Regions from separate parts of the Homo sapiens genome. Here region 2 is linked to region 1. A link is an interaction called in ENCODE POLR2A ChIA-PET data of the cell type or tissue named here. Cell type or tissue: GM12878. All regions are shown on one strand. Links, peaks and the distances in the headings refer to the core of each region. The heading gives the core; the rest is flanking DNA.

The links. Peaks named below come from ENCODE experiments on the same cell type or tissue, not always from the same donor. Only the 100,000 strongest peaks of a DNase experiment are listed, where the experiment ranks them.
Region 2: POLR2A ChIA-PET joins it to region 1 with 7 read pairs; 16 of 35 experiments call an interaction of 5 or more read pairs at or near these places.

Annotation. Positions count from the first base shown.
Region 1 is chr7:44,634,191-44,642,388 of GRCh38, reverse strand. All of the region lies in intron 2 of OGDH (oxoglutarate dehydrogenase), which reads right to left. Among named protein-coding and RNA genes, the nearest start is that of OGDH, 32 kb to the right of the region's middle. RefSeq lists enhancers at 2,416-2,943, 3,258-3,407, 3,472-3,999, 3,888-4,007, 3,853-4,363 and a silencer at 6,877-7,032. In GM12878, for the core only: a CTCF peak has its summit at 2,923; DNase peaks (open chromatin) are centred at 3,058 and 3,968; H3K4me3 peaks cover 1,275 bases; H3K27ac peaks cover 3,077 bases.
Region 2 is chr7:44,753,402-44,759,967 of GRCh38, reverse strand. It overlaps ZMIZ2 (zinc finger MIZ-type containing 2), which reads right to left. Exons shown (of 19, transcript NM_031449.4): 2 at 3,669-3,780; 3 at 3,429-3,543; 4 at 2,819-3,021; 5 at 2,407-2,590; 6 at 1,860-2,120; 7 at 508-687. The coding sequence starts at 3,718. Among named protein-coding and RNA genes, the nearest start is that of ZMIZ2, 7.8 kb to the right of the region's middle. RefSeq lists an enhancer at 4,613-5,294. In GM12878, for the core only: no CTCF peak of the experiment used is centred there; no DNase peak of the experiment used is centred there.

The DNA of each region.
Region 1 (8,198 bases), core at 2,403-6,402:
AGACTGGCACGATCTTGGCTCAATGTAACCCCCACCTCCGGGGCTCAAGTGATTCTCCTGCTTCAGCCTCCTGAGTAGCTGGGACCACAGGCACGCACCACCACGCATGGCTAATTTTTTTACTAAATATTTTTTTGTGGAGATGAGGTTTCACCATGTTGCCCAAGTTGTTCTTGAACTTCTGAGCTCAACTGATCTGCCCGTCTCAGCCTCCCAAAGTGCAAGGATTATAGGCATGAGCCACCATCTGGGCCTAAACTTTCCTTTTCAACAGATGCTATCAAAATGTTTGCTAAAGAAACCCAGGGTTTGGAATCTCCAAAGAGATTCTCACCTTCCTCCATTAAATCGGTTCTCATGAAAACTCAGTGTTCTCCTCCAACATGAGAAAAGGCAGTATTTCCACCAGAGGAAAAAACTGACTTACTCTTAGGAGAGAAAACAGAGGATGTCTCAGCATCAACTCCCTAGGCAAAGTAAAGGCTGCCTCCCACTCAGTCCATGACTGGTTCTGTCAAGGACACAGGGATCTAAAAGGTGGCTGTGCACAAATACACTGGACACCCTCAGGTACTTCTGACTTCATGGAGCTTTTCCAGCAGGACTGAGAGCTCCATACATTCTAGAAGCAGAGATGACTGGGGACCACATGCATTGGACATCCATCTTCATTGTGAAAGCAGGGATGACCAATGACTGCACTTCTTGGCCTCTACCCAGGCCTCCAATAACTGAGGACCTGACCTAAAAGGAGAAACCCCTTGAATACAGCAGGAAACTGAGCAGGAGTCAGTCTGGCTGTATCCCACCCCTGCACAGCAAGAACCAACAGCAAGCTACCACTGTCACGTAAAACCTAATCAGGCCAGGCGCAGTGGCTCATGCCTGTAATCCCAGCACTTTGGGAGGCCAAGGTGGGTGGGTCACCTGAGATCAGGAGTTCGAGACCAGCCTGGCCAACATAGTGAAACCCCGTCTCTACTAAAAATACAAAAATTAGCTGGGTGTGGTGGTGCAGGCCTGTAGTCCCAGCTACTTGGGAGGCTGGGGCATGAGAATCGCTTGAACCTGGGAGGCAGAGGTTGCAGTGAGCTGAGATCGCACCATTGTATTCCAGCCTGGGCGACAGAGTGACACCCTGTTTCCAAAAAAAAAAAAAAAAAGAAAAAAAAAAAAAAAGAAGAAAAAGGCTGGGCTTGGTGGCTCATGCTTGTAATCCCAGCACTTTGGGAGGCTGAAGCGGGCGGATCACGAGGTTAGGAGATCGAGACCATCCTGGCTAACATGGTGAAACCCTGTCTCTACTAAAAAAAAAAAAAATACAAAAATTAGCTGGGGGTGGTGGTGTGTGCCTATAATCCCAGCTACTCAGGAGGCTGAGGCAGGACAATCACTTGAACCAGGGAGTCGGAGGTTGCAGTGAGCTGAGATCATGCCATTGCACTCCAGTTTGGCGACAGAGCGAGACTCTGTCTCAAAGAAAAAAAAAAAAACCCACAAAAAACCTAATCAAAATTTTTCTTTACCCCAAACTTGCTCCAGTGCTAGAATGTCTACCCTCACACCATGTGACCCGCACCCCAAGTCTAGCTGTAGACACTTACTTAGTTCCCTGGGGCCACAACAGGTTCATGGATAGGGCATGACCCTCAAACCCAGTAAGTACTGGAGAACAGCACAACCCAAACTTTATTAAACCCCTAAAACATTTTCTTCTATTTCGTAAAACCCATTAAGTGTCCAGAAACACAGGGCAAAGTCACCCAAGAGCAAGACCTTAGATCAAGAGTCTCTCCAGCTGTACAGACAGCCTCCTTTATCCTAGGGGACAATATTCACTTTTGGATCCAGAGCCAAAAGTCATAGCAAAATCACAAGTTTACTTCTTTTCAATAAAATTAGCTTTGAATAACAATTAAAATAGTAAAACAAAACAAAACAAAAAAAACCCACCAATAGCAGCAGGGATAGGTATAGCTAACTTTTACTGAGGCTCTCTGTGGGCTTTTCCAACTTACTTAGAGCACCTGGAATGTCAATCATATTCCCACTGGAGAGATGTGGGCTCAGGCAGAATTTACACACAGCAGTCACCAGGCAGGGTATTAATAAGGTTAACTGAGTAATAGCAGAGCGACGCTTAAAGAACTCTGGTCACTCTAGTAACAGTGCCTCTTACCCTAGCTTAACCTTGCCAAAGAGAGCTGGGCGCTTCTGGGCTCAACAATAAAATGAAAGGAATTTCCAGCCACTGATGCCTGGGATCACAAGGTCAGGGTCAAGGTCAGCTCTCTGGTCCTGAGCCACAAAGGCTGCAGGACTCCTTCCAGCCTAGGCCCTGGAGACAGGGCGATCATGATCATCGGGCCTCCACTCTCTGACCTTCTTTTGTGCTTGGAATACAACTCCAGGTGATTTTCAATTGGCTGAGGATAACTGCACAGACGGAAATTCAGCTCATGCTGGAGGCAGTCAGAAAAAAACTGGTTCATACCGGTACTGCTGAGCTGCTGGGAATCCCCGGGAAGGAAAATGCTGGGAATGCAACTTCTGCAGCCTTTCCCTTATTCATCTTACACCATGCATCCCACTTCACTCTCCAGTTGGCTCAGTTCCCACACCACTGGGGGAGCACCCTGCCCCACCTTCAGACAAAGAGCCCATTCTGTCTCCAGGACTGGGTGAGCCCCCACACCCAACAACAGCAAGCCCTCTTTGCGCCAAGACCTGGAGGTATACTAAAAGGTTTTTGAATTGAGTGATAGAATGTTTTGTATCGAGTGTAGTGACTGCACACATTTGGCAAAACCTACTGCACTAAACACTTAAAACAAGTGAATTTTAATATATGTAAGTTAAACCTCAAAAAAGTTTATTTATTCAAAAAGGCTTTGAAAATGAAGGTCATTATTTGGCCTGCAGGCTTCACCTCCCAACAGATGTGGCAGCAGGAAGCCAGACCTGCCCAAGTACCAGAGCTCCCAGGCACCCACTGGCCCCACCCCTCCCTGTATGAGTCACCAATGGGGCCACTTCCTTCCTGGTGGGGCCCAGATGCCACAGTCCATCCCCCACTCTCTTTCCACCTCCCTGTTGTCCTGCAACCCTGTATCTCTCTAACATCTTCCACTCCCCAAGGAGATACCTCTTCTCCAGCTCCTTAAACTACCCACCCCTGCCTCATCCTCTGAACACCTGAATCTGGATCTGCCTTCCATAACCCCTGGCTTTAGGTTCCAGGGGACCTGCAGAGCCCTCCCTGTCCACTTGCTCCCATGCCCCAGCATCATGCTCCTTCCTTCCCGCAGGCCTGGCAGCTACCCTTCTTTCCATGGGATGTTTGTCCTCTCCCTTCACATGGTCGCTTAGCTTTGTCACTATCTGGGAGAGCGTTTCCCCTTCTGATACTCCCAGCCCTTACTGTACACTCATCTCAACCTGAGATCTCTCCCCTGCTGTCTGTCCCCATCCTGGGGGATAAATCAAGACTAGGCTGAGTCATTGACCACCCAGCGCAAACAGAAGCCCCTTCAAAAAGAAGAGAAAGCTTCTGGAAGAGAGAGTCAAAGCATGTCCCATCTAATTCCCATGGAGCATGAAGAGACACCTGGAAGGGATAGAAGCCCACTCACTGAAAGGTGGCACCTGGTGGCTGATGGCTCACTGAGAACCTGAGCTGAGTCAGGCGACCTCAGCTCTCTTACTGAGTGAGAAAAATAAGCCTGTTGGTTTAGGCTGCCTAAGCTGCATTTTCCCTTTCTTCCAGCCAAATTTATTCCTAATTATCCCTTGCTGTTGCCTGGATGTCCCGGAATTGCAGTCTGATGTAGGCAGGGGCAGTGACTTCTACTTCTAGAAACATTCCAAGTGACAAAGCAGAAGTGAAAAGGAGAAAGCACAGTAATGGGGAAAATCAGACTTGAGAATACACAATCTAATAGCATGCTACCATCAAACACACTGAAGACCTAAGTTTCCTATAATAGAAACAGTTTTTCACTCATGAGAAATGGAGGCAGTCAGACTTTGGTTTCTTTATGAAGTAAGTGTGGTATTTGGGCCTTACTTTAGTACTTGGCTCAGGGCGGTGACAGGGACTTCTGAGTCACAATGACGTACGTGGGTGTGCCCAGCTCCACACCCAAGTTGCAACCCATCACTAGTGTTATTCATCTCTCCAATCTCTTAATTGGCTTCTGTTGCACAACTAATAACGTAAGGAAAATATCTGTCCCCTTGCCTTGCCTCAAATATACAGTTACACACAGTTAATTCTCTGACCACCAATGACAATGTCACTGATAAGGGGGAAAAGGTTAAAATGTTAAGGTAAGTGGGCAAGGTTGTAAATGACATTCAAGGGGCAGGAAGCTGCCAGAAGGAGTGAGGGGTCCTGGGCCAGGGGAGGGGTGCGGGAAAGCACTCACTCCCAAAAGGCCAACTTCTGAGCCCTGCAAGGGGCTATGGGATTCTGATGAAGTTCTTACCACACATAAACATTTTCCTAAGAGTGTCAGATGTGTGCAGGATGTACCATGTCAAAAAATGAATACCATTTTTTTTTTTTTTTGAGACAGAGTCTGGCTCTATCGCCCGGGCTGGAGTGCAGTGGCGTGATCTTGGCTCACTGCAACCACCCCCCAACCCCCATCCCGGTTTCAAGTGATTCTCCTGCCTCAGCCTCCCCAGTAGCTGGGATTACAGGCACCGCCATCGTGTCTGGTTAATTTTTGTATTTTTAATAGAGACGGGATTTCACCATGGTGGCCAGGCTGGTCTCAAACTCCTGAACTCAGGTGATCCACCCACCTCAGCCTCCCAAAAGGGCTGGGATTACAGGTGTGAGGCACGATGCTGAGCCAATGAATACCATTATTTCTAAAAATCCAGTAATTCTCATTCAATTCAACAAATATCTATTAACTATATGTGGCATACTGTAAGGTTTGTGAACAGGAAGATGACTAAAATGAGCTTCTTACTCTTAACAAGAATAAGAAAAACCAGTAAACGTGTAAATTCACAGAATGGATCCAAGTGCTGAGAAACGAAGAGTAAGACAAGTGGGATGGGAGAGGAAAGCAAGGATGCTCTGAGGAGGGGCCCACGGTCTGAGCCCTAAAGGCAAGGTAAGGCCTGCAGAGCCTGAGGAGGAGAGAGAAGACATTTGGCCAAAGAGAATAGACAACAGGAGCACCTGGCCAGTGCCTGCCCACCATGTGCTGAGACTCATGATACTGCCACATGCAGGGTGTACAGATGGTTAAGAAACCAGGCTGGGCAGGTGAGCTGGGACCAGGCTGCAGGTGAGTGAAAAAGAATATGGGAGATTAAGGAGAAAACCACTAACCACCCCCAAGAGGAACAAGCACCTGACCAGGGTAATGGCTGACTTTTGCCACCAAATGGCATCAGAGGGAGGGGTGGTTCGCAGGCAGGGAGCTTGTGTGCCCCCCCACCCCACTCACAGCCAACTTCCCATGAGTGGGTTTAAGATCATCAACTTGTTGCTGAGATGACTTAAACATGATAGATTTCAGCGGTAAATAATTTTTACATTCTGGATGAAATGAAACCAGACCTCCTATTTAATTTTAGGTAACTAAAAGCACTTAGCTGTAATAAATGAAGCTCTGTTTTCCAAGTCAAAAGTCACTGCTCCCCAAGCTCCCACAAACTCAGAATTCTATGCAACCATAATGCACTTTCCTCACAGTGACCAGTGCTCTTTCTTCAAAGGAAGCTCTTGAAAGGCTAGAAACAGTATCCTCAGTGCTCTCTGCATGTGGCAGCTGCTCACCTAACCTTTACTGAATTAAATTCAGATGATATTCAGCCTCCTTTCTGAGGGAGCAGCCTGACAGGTATGGGGTTCCACCCTGGGAGAGTCTGAGTCCAGGGCTGCCCCTCACTGCAGCAGAGGCGCTGACCTTAGCAGGTGCCACTCCTAACCAAGGAGCACTTGTCTGTTCCCACATATCGGCAGCTACAGGCAGCAGACTCTGCCCTTCCTGAGTCAGCAGTTGGGAGTCTTGAGGGCCAAGCTCCCTGCCAGTCCTTGGTTGTGAGGTTTCCAATAGGTAGGGCTTCCTATTTCTGAGGGTGGCAAATATACCATCTGACATCCCTTCCCCCAGCAGTAGCTGACACCCATTGTCATGCAGGATGGTGCTCTACAGCCCCCCAGTGCCCACTCACAGACCAGTAGGACTGACTGTGGCCACCTCCTGGGTCCCCAGGTCCTAGGTCTGCCTCCCATGAACTGCATGAGGATTCGGGAAGTTGCTTCAGCTCTCTGGCCTGTTTTCTTGTCTGTAAAAGTCCTAAACACAGGCTATTTAAGATGATGGTCCTGCATTTGCAGCTTTTTAAAATTTATAAAGTCCGGCCAGGTGTAGTGGCTCACGCCTGCAATCCCAGCATTCTGGGAGGCTGAGGCGGGCGGATCATGAGGTCAGGAGATTGAGACCATCCTGGCCAACATGGTGAAACCCCATCTCTACTAAAAATACAAAAATTAGCTGGGCGTGGTGGTGCGTGCCCGTAATCCCCATTACTCAGGAGGCTGAGGCAGGAGAATAGCTTGAATCAGGGAGTCGGAGGTTGCAGTGGGCCGAGATCGTGCCACTGCACTCCAGCCTGGAGACAGAGCGAGACTCCATCTCGAAAAAAAAAAAAAAATTATAAAGTCCTTGCACATATACTTGCATTTGTTCAAGAAGTTGATGAGGAACATGAGGAGAGTGTTACAACTTAGCCCAAGCTCTATGACTACGGGTGGCTCTGGACTGATGAGACCACTTCCTCTCATCTATCCATAGCCCCTACAGACGCCACTCCAGCTGCCCTCCCTACTCCACCTCAGCCACAGAACAAGCCCAGCCCACCCACGTAGCTACCCTTGGTCACCACATTACTGCCACCTTGTCTAAATAATCCGCGGCGCGGGTGGGGCAGGCTCCGGTCTCCTTGCTGCATGGAGCCACACCCATGCTCAAAGGCCCTCGCACAGCTGATAAGTTGATGAGGCCCAGCACTATCCACACAACCTCACTTACTAAGTTCTGACACTGACAATGCTTTTTAATTGCTATAAATATCAACTACAGGGCACCATGTAACCAAGGAACACCGGCGTATGGCTCTTCTTTCAGCTCATTCTAATCCAGCCAAGCTGATAAAAAGTCAGCTGCTGGGCACCATGTGACCAGCCAGCCTGGAGTTCAGCCGGCGCTGCTGTAAGGGGCAGGCCTCCCATCCCGGCCTCAGTGTAGACCAACAACTCATTCTTTTCCTGCACACAAGACAGGGCAGGCCTGCATGACCTCTACCACTCCTTCCAATGCTGCCCAGGAAATGGTCCTAAACGTGTGGGCCAGAGCTTTTCCTGAAAATATCCTAAGAACAAGATTTAAAACCCATATGTGTGACTACCCTGTATGTCCAAACAGGGTACTCCCTATTGGGGAGACTTGTGGATGGAATGCCCACCTCCAGAGCCTTCAGCAAATGATTCATGCTGTTGGGCTAAGCACAAGTCTCCAAAGAAAATGTGCAGATGGTAGAGCTGGACTCTGGACCCTCCATCAATGCAGGCCTTGCTCAGACCTTGCCCAGGCCAGAGTACCACTTACCACCATTCTGCCTATGAAGCAAAAACAAGGTAGGGCACTGTGATCCAGGCCTGGTGACCTGCCACTACAAGCTGTTTATACTGAGGCCAGTTAAGAATGGGCTTCTATTTAGGTATTCTTCAATTAAGGAAACCACATGCTCCATTATAGCAATGCTTAGTCATTATAGGTGACAGAATATTTCTAAACAATCTCTATTATCTTCTGTCTGTACAGGTGTGTAAATAAAACATCAATAAACTTCCAAGATTAGCAAAGAACAGCTGCTTCAGCTCTGCCCTATGGAATCTACTGATATCAGAATGATATTTGCTGGGATTCTGCACTAGACTAAAGGTGGCTGCTCTATCAGGTCATTATGAAAAGAGCTGTGGAGGGCTGTCCAGTGGCCATGCCTTTTCCTCTCCCCAAACGGATGTCCCTAAGGGTTGTCTGTGACTTGCTCTAACCAAGGTAATGGCGTGGGGAGTAGCAGTGTACGGTCTGGACCTAGGCCTCAAAGGCCCCACAGCCTTTCTTTTCCCTGTCTGGAGCTACTCTGGGACTTTGTGCAGGAATCGCTCC
Region 2 (6,566 bases), core at 558-4,557, 120 kb before region 1:
GAGGGGCTGAAAAGACAAAAGCACGCTAAGCCCTCCTCCTCTCCTCCCCCAAGCTGCACCACCCGGCGCACCCAGGCTCCCAGGGAGGTAGGCTCTGCCCATGCACCCAGAAAGGGTACATGGCCAGCAGCGAGGGCCTGTCCTCTCAATGGATTTCTCTGCAGCAAGTAGAAGGAATGACACTTTTCCATAAAGAACATTCAAATGTTTTGGGTACCCACCTGCTGCTCCCTGCACAGGATACCCCTGAGATATATGAATCTTGTAGAGGGTCCTTTCGGAACTGGATCCCAAACCCCAGGAGCTGCTCCTGCACTGGTCAGAATGCCCCCACCCCCCACCCCCCATCTCCTGTAGAGCTGTGGTCCATGAGCACACATGGACCTACACATCCTGCTGGCCCCTTTAGCCACCCTGTCGCTCTCGAGGACAGGACTGCCCCAAGGTCCCCTGTCCCACAGCACTCAGCACGGAGCCCGGCACAGGGCCTGGAGGAGCCTGCCCTACCTTATAATGCAGTCCCGTGGGGCCAGGCACGGACAGGGACTGGGTCATGCCCTGCTGCAGGGGCAGCCTGTGCCCAGGGTAGGAAGGGGAGGGGGCAGGGGGCTGCCCAGGGCTGGGCGCAAACTGGGCGGTGCTGGGTGCATACTGGCCTCCTTGCAGATACTGCTGCCCTGGATACACCTGAAAAAGAGGCAAAATGCCCGAGGGGAGAAAAAAGGCATCAGGGGAGCTGGTTCCAGAAGGAAGTAGAGTCTCATGTGTGGCAGGGTTCGGGGAATGGAGATTTCCTGGTTCCCTTGAAGATCCTGCTGTGACACTGTCAGGCACAGGCAGTTCTCACATGCAGAAGCCTGTTTTTTTTTTTTTTTTTTTTTTTAATTTGAGACAGTCTCACTCTGTTGCCCAGGCTGAAGTGCAGTGGTGCAATCTTGGCTCACTGCAGCCTCCACCTCCTGGGTTCAAGCAATTCTCCTGCCTCAGCCTCCCAAGTAGCTGGAATTACAGGTGCACACCACCACGCCCGGCTAATTTTTTTTTTTTTTTTTTTGAGATGGAGTCTTATTCTGTCACCCAGGCTGGAGTGCAGTGGCATGATCTCAGCTCACTGCAACCTCTGCCTGCTGGGTTCAAGCAATTCTCCTGCCTCAGCCTCCCAAGTAGCTGGGACTGCAGGCGCCCGCCACCACACCCGGCTAATGCTTTTTGTATTTTTATTAGAGATGGGGTTTCACCATGCTGGCCAGGCTGGTCTTCAACTCCTGACCTCGTGATCCACCCGCCTTGGCCTCCCAAAGTGCTGAGATTACAGGCGTGAGCCACCGCGCCCGGCCTAATTTTTTCTATTATTAGTAGACATGCGGTTTCACCACATTGGCCAGGCTGGTCTTGAACTCCTGATCTCAAGTGATCCACCTGCCTCAGCCTCCCAAAGTGTTGGGATTACAGGCATGAGACAGCATGCCCGGCTTTTGCTTTTTTTTTTTTTTTTTGAAACAGGGTCTCACTCCTGTTGCCCAGCCTGAAGTGCAGGGGAGCGATCACAGCTAACTGCACCCTCAACTTTCTGGGTTCAGGCGATCCTCCCACCTCTGCCTCCCAAGTAGCTATGACTACAGCCACATGCCACCACACCAGGCTAATTTTTGTAGAGACACGGTTTCGCCATGTTGCCCAGGCTGGTCTCAAACTCCTGAGCTCAAGGGATCCACCCTCCTTGGTTTCCCAAAGTGCAGGGACTACAGGCGTGAGCCACCATGCCCAGCCAGAAGCCTGCTCTTTACCACAGCTCTAAAGAGTGCCTGGGTGAGGGAGTTGGTACCCAAGGCCCCAAACTAGGTGACCTGGACACTCACCTCAGAGTAGGTTCTCTTGACCCCCTGTCGGGGCAGTGGCTGGGCCTGGGGAGGCCCAGGATACCCATGTTGGGGCAGACGCTGCCCTGCATACAAGGGTGTCATTCCTGCTGCCCGGGTGGGGTTCATAGCCAAGGGGGAGAGGCCAGAGGGGCCCATTACCCCTCCTATGCCAGTAGGGTTCATGCCAGCGGGGACACTAGGCCCCCGGGGACCTCCATGCTGCAGAAACTGGCTGTTAAAAGACTGTCCGGCCCCCATCTAGGAAGAGAAAAAAGAAGAATGGTCCAGGTCCCACCCACAAAGGGCTCCAAAAGATAGGCATAAAACCCGCCCACCCACCCATGTGGGCACCATACCCTTTCACAGGACACCCCAGAAACCTCTCCCCTCAGACCCTCACTCCTTCCCACACATCTCTCTTTTACTGGCTTCATGAGCCCTGGCATATTCCATGCTTGTCCCTGGAGCCCACTGTCTGGCTGAGTACCTCCTCCCAGGCCCTCAGGCTGGCTGCCATGTGGGAGGAGCTGCTGAGGGGGCTCACCGCTCCATACTGGCTCAGCTCCTGGCTCTGCTTCTCCTGGAGAGCAGCCACGGTGGCTGTGGCTGTGGCGGTGGCAGTGGCTGCCGCAGCAGCCACAGCTGCAGCAGCTGCCGCTTGCGTGAAGTCAGTGGAGGGTCTTGCAGCATGTGAGGGGAGGCCCAGGCCCCCCGGGCCGCCTGCATACCTGCAGGAGACACAGGATTGCCACGCTCTCTGCGTGGGCTCATGAGGGCCAGGACTGTGCTCACCCCAGAGGCATGCAGCACCCAGGGGGAGCCCATTCTTTCTAGACCCTCCACTACAGCTGTCAGGAAGCAGAGAGGGAACGTCCAGCTGATCAGCGCCACAGTTCTGAGGTGCCTGCCAGATTGATGGCTCCTAGCATACCTGCCAGGTGAGGGAACTTGCTTACCCGGTGGTGAAGCCGGGGGCCCCAGGGTAGCCCCCGCGGCTGTACACGCCTTGCTGCACGTAGCCCTTGTTGGCGCCGCCTTCAGCAAACGCCTGCTGTCCCAGGCACTGTGGGGAGGTCAAGGCGGAGCTGCCCCCTGCCACACCAGGCATCATGGAGCTGCCAGAGGGACTCCCTGCAGGGCCCATGGGGTTCCCCAAAACCTATGAGGAAGCAGGAATCACCAAAGGGAACCAGCCAAACAACGTGCTTCATGCAGCAGCTCCAAAGTGCTAGAAACCAACAGGCCTGGCAAGTGGGTTGGGGGAGAGGTGGGGGGGACAGGGTATAGCACGGGAAGCAGGGAAAGCAGCTGTCCACAGGGAGGTTGGGGCATTTTGTGAAGGCTAGGTGAAGACAGGAGAAGAAAATCCCACAGCAGGTGTGGAAAGAGAACCAGTGTCCAAAGACTTAGGGGACTCAGGAGGCCCCATCCTCATATGTCATGCCTCAGCCTCTCTGTCCTCACCTCTCAGCCTCTTCGTCTCTCAGAGCTCTGAGGAGGCACTAAGCACTGCCAAGTGCTGGGAGGCTCTGTCTGCTCGGGGGTGGGGCACCAGTGGGTGCTTACCTGGCTCTGTGTCGCGTTGCCAACTCCCCACACAGTAGTGACCACAGACAGCGATCCAGCCGGCTGAGTGGCGCTTTGTTGCCAAGGCACAGACTCATATGCGAATGAACCATCACTGCAGGGAAAGAGGCTGCTGAGGCCTGGGTCAGGAAGCCACTGGTGTCCAAGAGTCTAGGATCTTCCAGAAATGCCACCCCCAACCCCAGGGCCTGAGGGGTGGGCAGAGGAGCCCACACTCACCCGTGTGGCGCAGGGGGCAGGGCAGGTTTCATGGGGTTCATGGAGTTCATTGGCAATGGAGCAGCCTACAGGCCGGGTCTGACAGTTTTTATCTGGAACTCAGCTGCTCTGGCTGCCCGACAGGAAGGAAGGGATGTTAGCTGCGATGCAGCCAGGAGACCCTTTCAGCAGGGTGGAGGGACCCCGGTGCCAGCAGGCCCCACCTCTTTCTCAATAAGGGACCCCTGGGCTCTGATGGCAGGCAAGGCAGTGGAGGGGCCTAGTACTGACCCACCCCACTCACTCTGGTGAGGATCTGCCCCCACAAATACAGCCTGGAGGCCAGCATGAACCCTTTCTGACCAGGCCCTGCCACCCAGAGTCCCTGGATCAGCCCTAGAGATGGACTTCCCGATTCCAAATACTTTCCCCACTCTCCCGCCCACACCGAGGCCTGGCTATCCTTATAAAGCCAGGGACAATCCTAGCTACCCCGTGGAAACTGGGGTTTAGAGAGGAGCCAGTAGCCAGTAACCCCACAGAAGGCCCTGGGGTGAAGGACAGAGGGCAGTGGAGGTGAGGGGACTCCCTGCTAAAGGTCTTGTCTACCCTGAGTAGCCCAGGTAGGGGCATAGGCGGTTCTGGAGGCCAGGGGCTGAGAAAGCCGAGGAGGAGAGTGCAGGGGTGCGGTGATCACAGGAGTGCAGTGGTCAACCAACAACTCTCCATCCTGGCCTTGGGGAGGGACATGCAGGATACCTCCTGAAATGGGGTGTGGGGCCAGTAACCTGGGCTCTGGCTAGCAGCCCCTCCCAACAAGAAGGCCCTCTTTAGGGTAGTAGAAGGGCTCCAGGCCAGGGCACCTCAGAACTGACCCAGATTCCACCAAGTGGGGGCTGCCCGAGGCTGATATGGTCCTAGGGGCCAGGCAGGCAGACCCACTGGCCCATCCATGACACCCCCAGGAGAGGGCAGGGACACACAGCACAATAGATGGAGGGTGGGCACCCACAGACCTGGCAGGGACTGTGACTTGGCCAGTGTTTCTAAGAAAGGGGCTGGGGAGACATTGAAGTGACTCTGCAAGATGGGGCTGAGTGGATACCAGTGACCTGGTGCTCAGGACAGGGCAGCAGAGGGGGTGTGTCAGGGAGGACGCATGCAGGACCACAGTGCTGGCACCATGGGACTTACATGTGCCACGCTAAGTTTGCTCTCCCCATTTAGTAAATAAGCCACGGAAGTGACCACACCTTCAGGCTGCTTCTGAGTGCCACGCCTTCCGACACTGCCACAAGCAAGCCCCTTACCAAAGCAGGCCCAGACATGCCCTGGAGCCCTGCCCCTGAGTGTCCCTGAAGGGCCCTCACTGGCACTACCCTGGGTTCTGACACTCCCAGGACCACCTGACATGTCCACCTCTGCCTGCCTAGGCTATCCACAGAGGAACACTGGCTGCAGCACAGGAGAGGCCGCTTCAGCTGTTTCTCAGGAGTCCCCAGGCATGCTCGCCTTGGATACTACTCCCTTTTAGGGCCTACAAGGCTGCCACACACACAGACATGCCACCTGAGGCGTGCTGACCACTGGTGCCATCCTGCCATCGCAGCACTCACATGGCCTCTCCCTGCCCCAGGAGAGGGTGGCCCCGCATTCATCTAGGCTGCCATTTCTTGTGCTGACCGAGGGCCTCACCAATGGAGGTAGGAACAGCCTCACCCCTCAAAATATAGACCTGGAGATTCTGAGGGCGAGCTGTGTGCCCAGGGCCCCAGAGCAGGTGAGAAGTAGAGCTGAGCTCTGCCTGGGGAGTCTAAGCATGTGGCCTTTCACTGGATCTTCCCATCACCGAGCACTGGGACTGGGGGGTACCAATTAGGGAAGAGGGAGAGGGCAGTGTTCTGGACTTCCTCACACCCTCAGGGGAGGCAAGACTTGATTCCCAGCCCATAGGCTCCTCCCCTTGCTCCCCCAGACCAAGTCCTGCCCAGGAAGCAGGGGTGAAGAAAACCAGGGGCTGATGGCTCCAGAAGGCTCCAGGCACCTGGACTCTAGGCAAGAACAGGCCTGGGAGCTGAGATGGCCCAGCCAGGCAAGGTAGGGGTGGCAATCCCAGTCCCATAGCCTGACTCAGGAATAGTGATGTTGGGGGACAGAGGAACCTGCCAACAGCCAGAAACTCCTCCCCAGAACTGCTGGGTGGGGCCTTGAGCAGCCATACACAGATTTTAGGACTTAGAATATAGATATGGTAATCAAAACTGTGTGGTACCAACATGGGAACAGAACCATGGGCCAACAGGCGAGACCAGAGAATCTGAAATTGATTTGCACAAATAGGCCCAAACAATGTCTGACAAAGGTGCGAGAGCAATTCAAAGGAGGAAGGACAGCCTTTCCAACCAATGGTGCTGGGACAATGGAGCAACTGGGCATCAAAACAACAAACAAAAAACACCTAAACTTCACACCTTATACAGAAAGTAACTCAAAATGGTTTATAGATTTAACTGTAAAACATAAATCTATAAAATATTCAGGAAAATATATAGGAGAAAATCTTTGTGATCTAGGCCAAAGAGCTCTTAGACCTGATACCAAAGGCATGATCCATAAAAGAAAAAAACTGATAAACTGGACTTCATCAAAATTAAAATTTTTCCTTCGGGAAAGGCCCTGCTAAGAGGATGAAAAGATAAGTTACAGGCCAGGAGAAATATTTGCAAGCTGCATATCCAACAAAGGACTAGTATCTAGAACATATAAAGAATTCTCAGCCAGGCACAGTGGCTCACACTTATAATCCCAGCACTTTGGGAGGCCGAGGCAGGAGGACTGCTTGAGCCCAGGAGTTCAAGATCAGTCTGGGCAACAGAGTGAGACCCCCGACTCCTCAAGAAATTTAAAAATTAGCTGGGC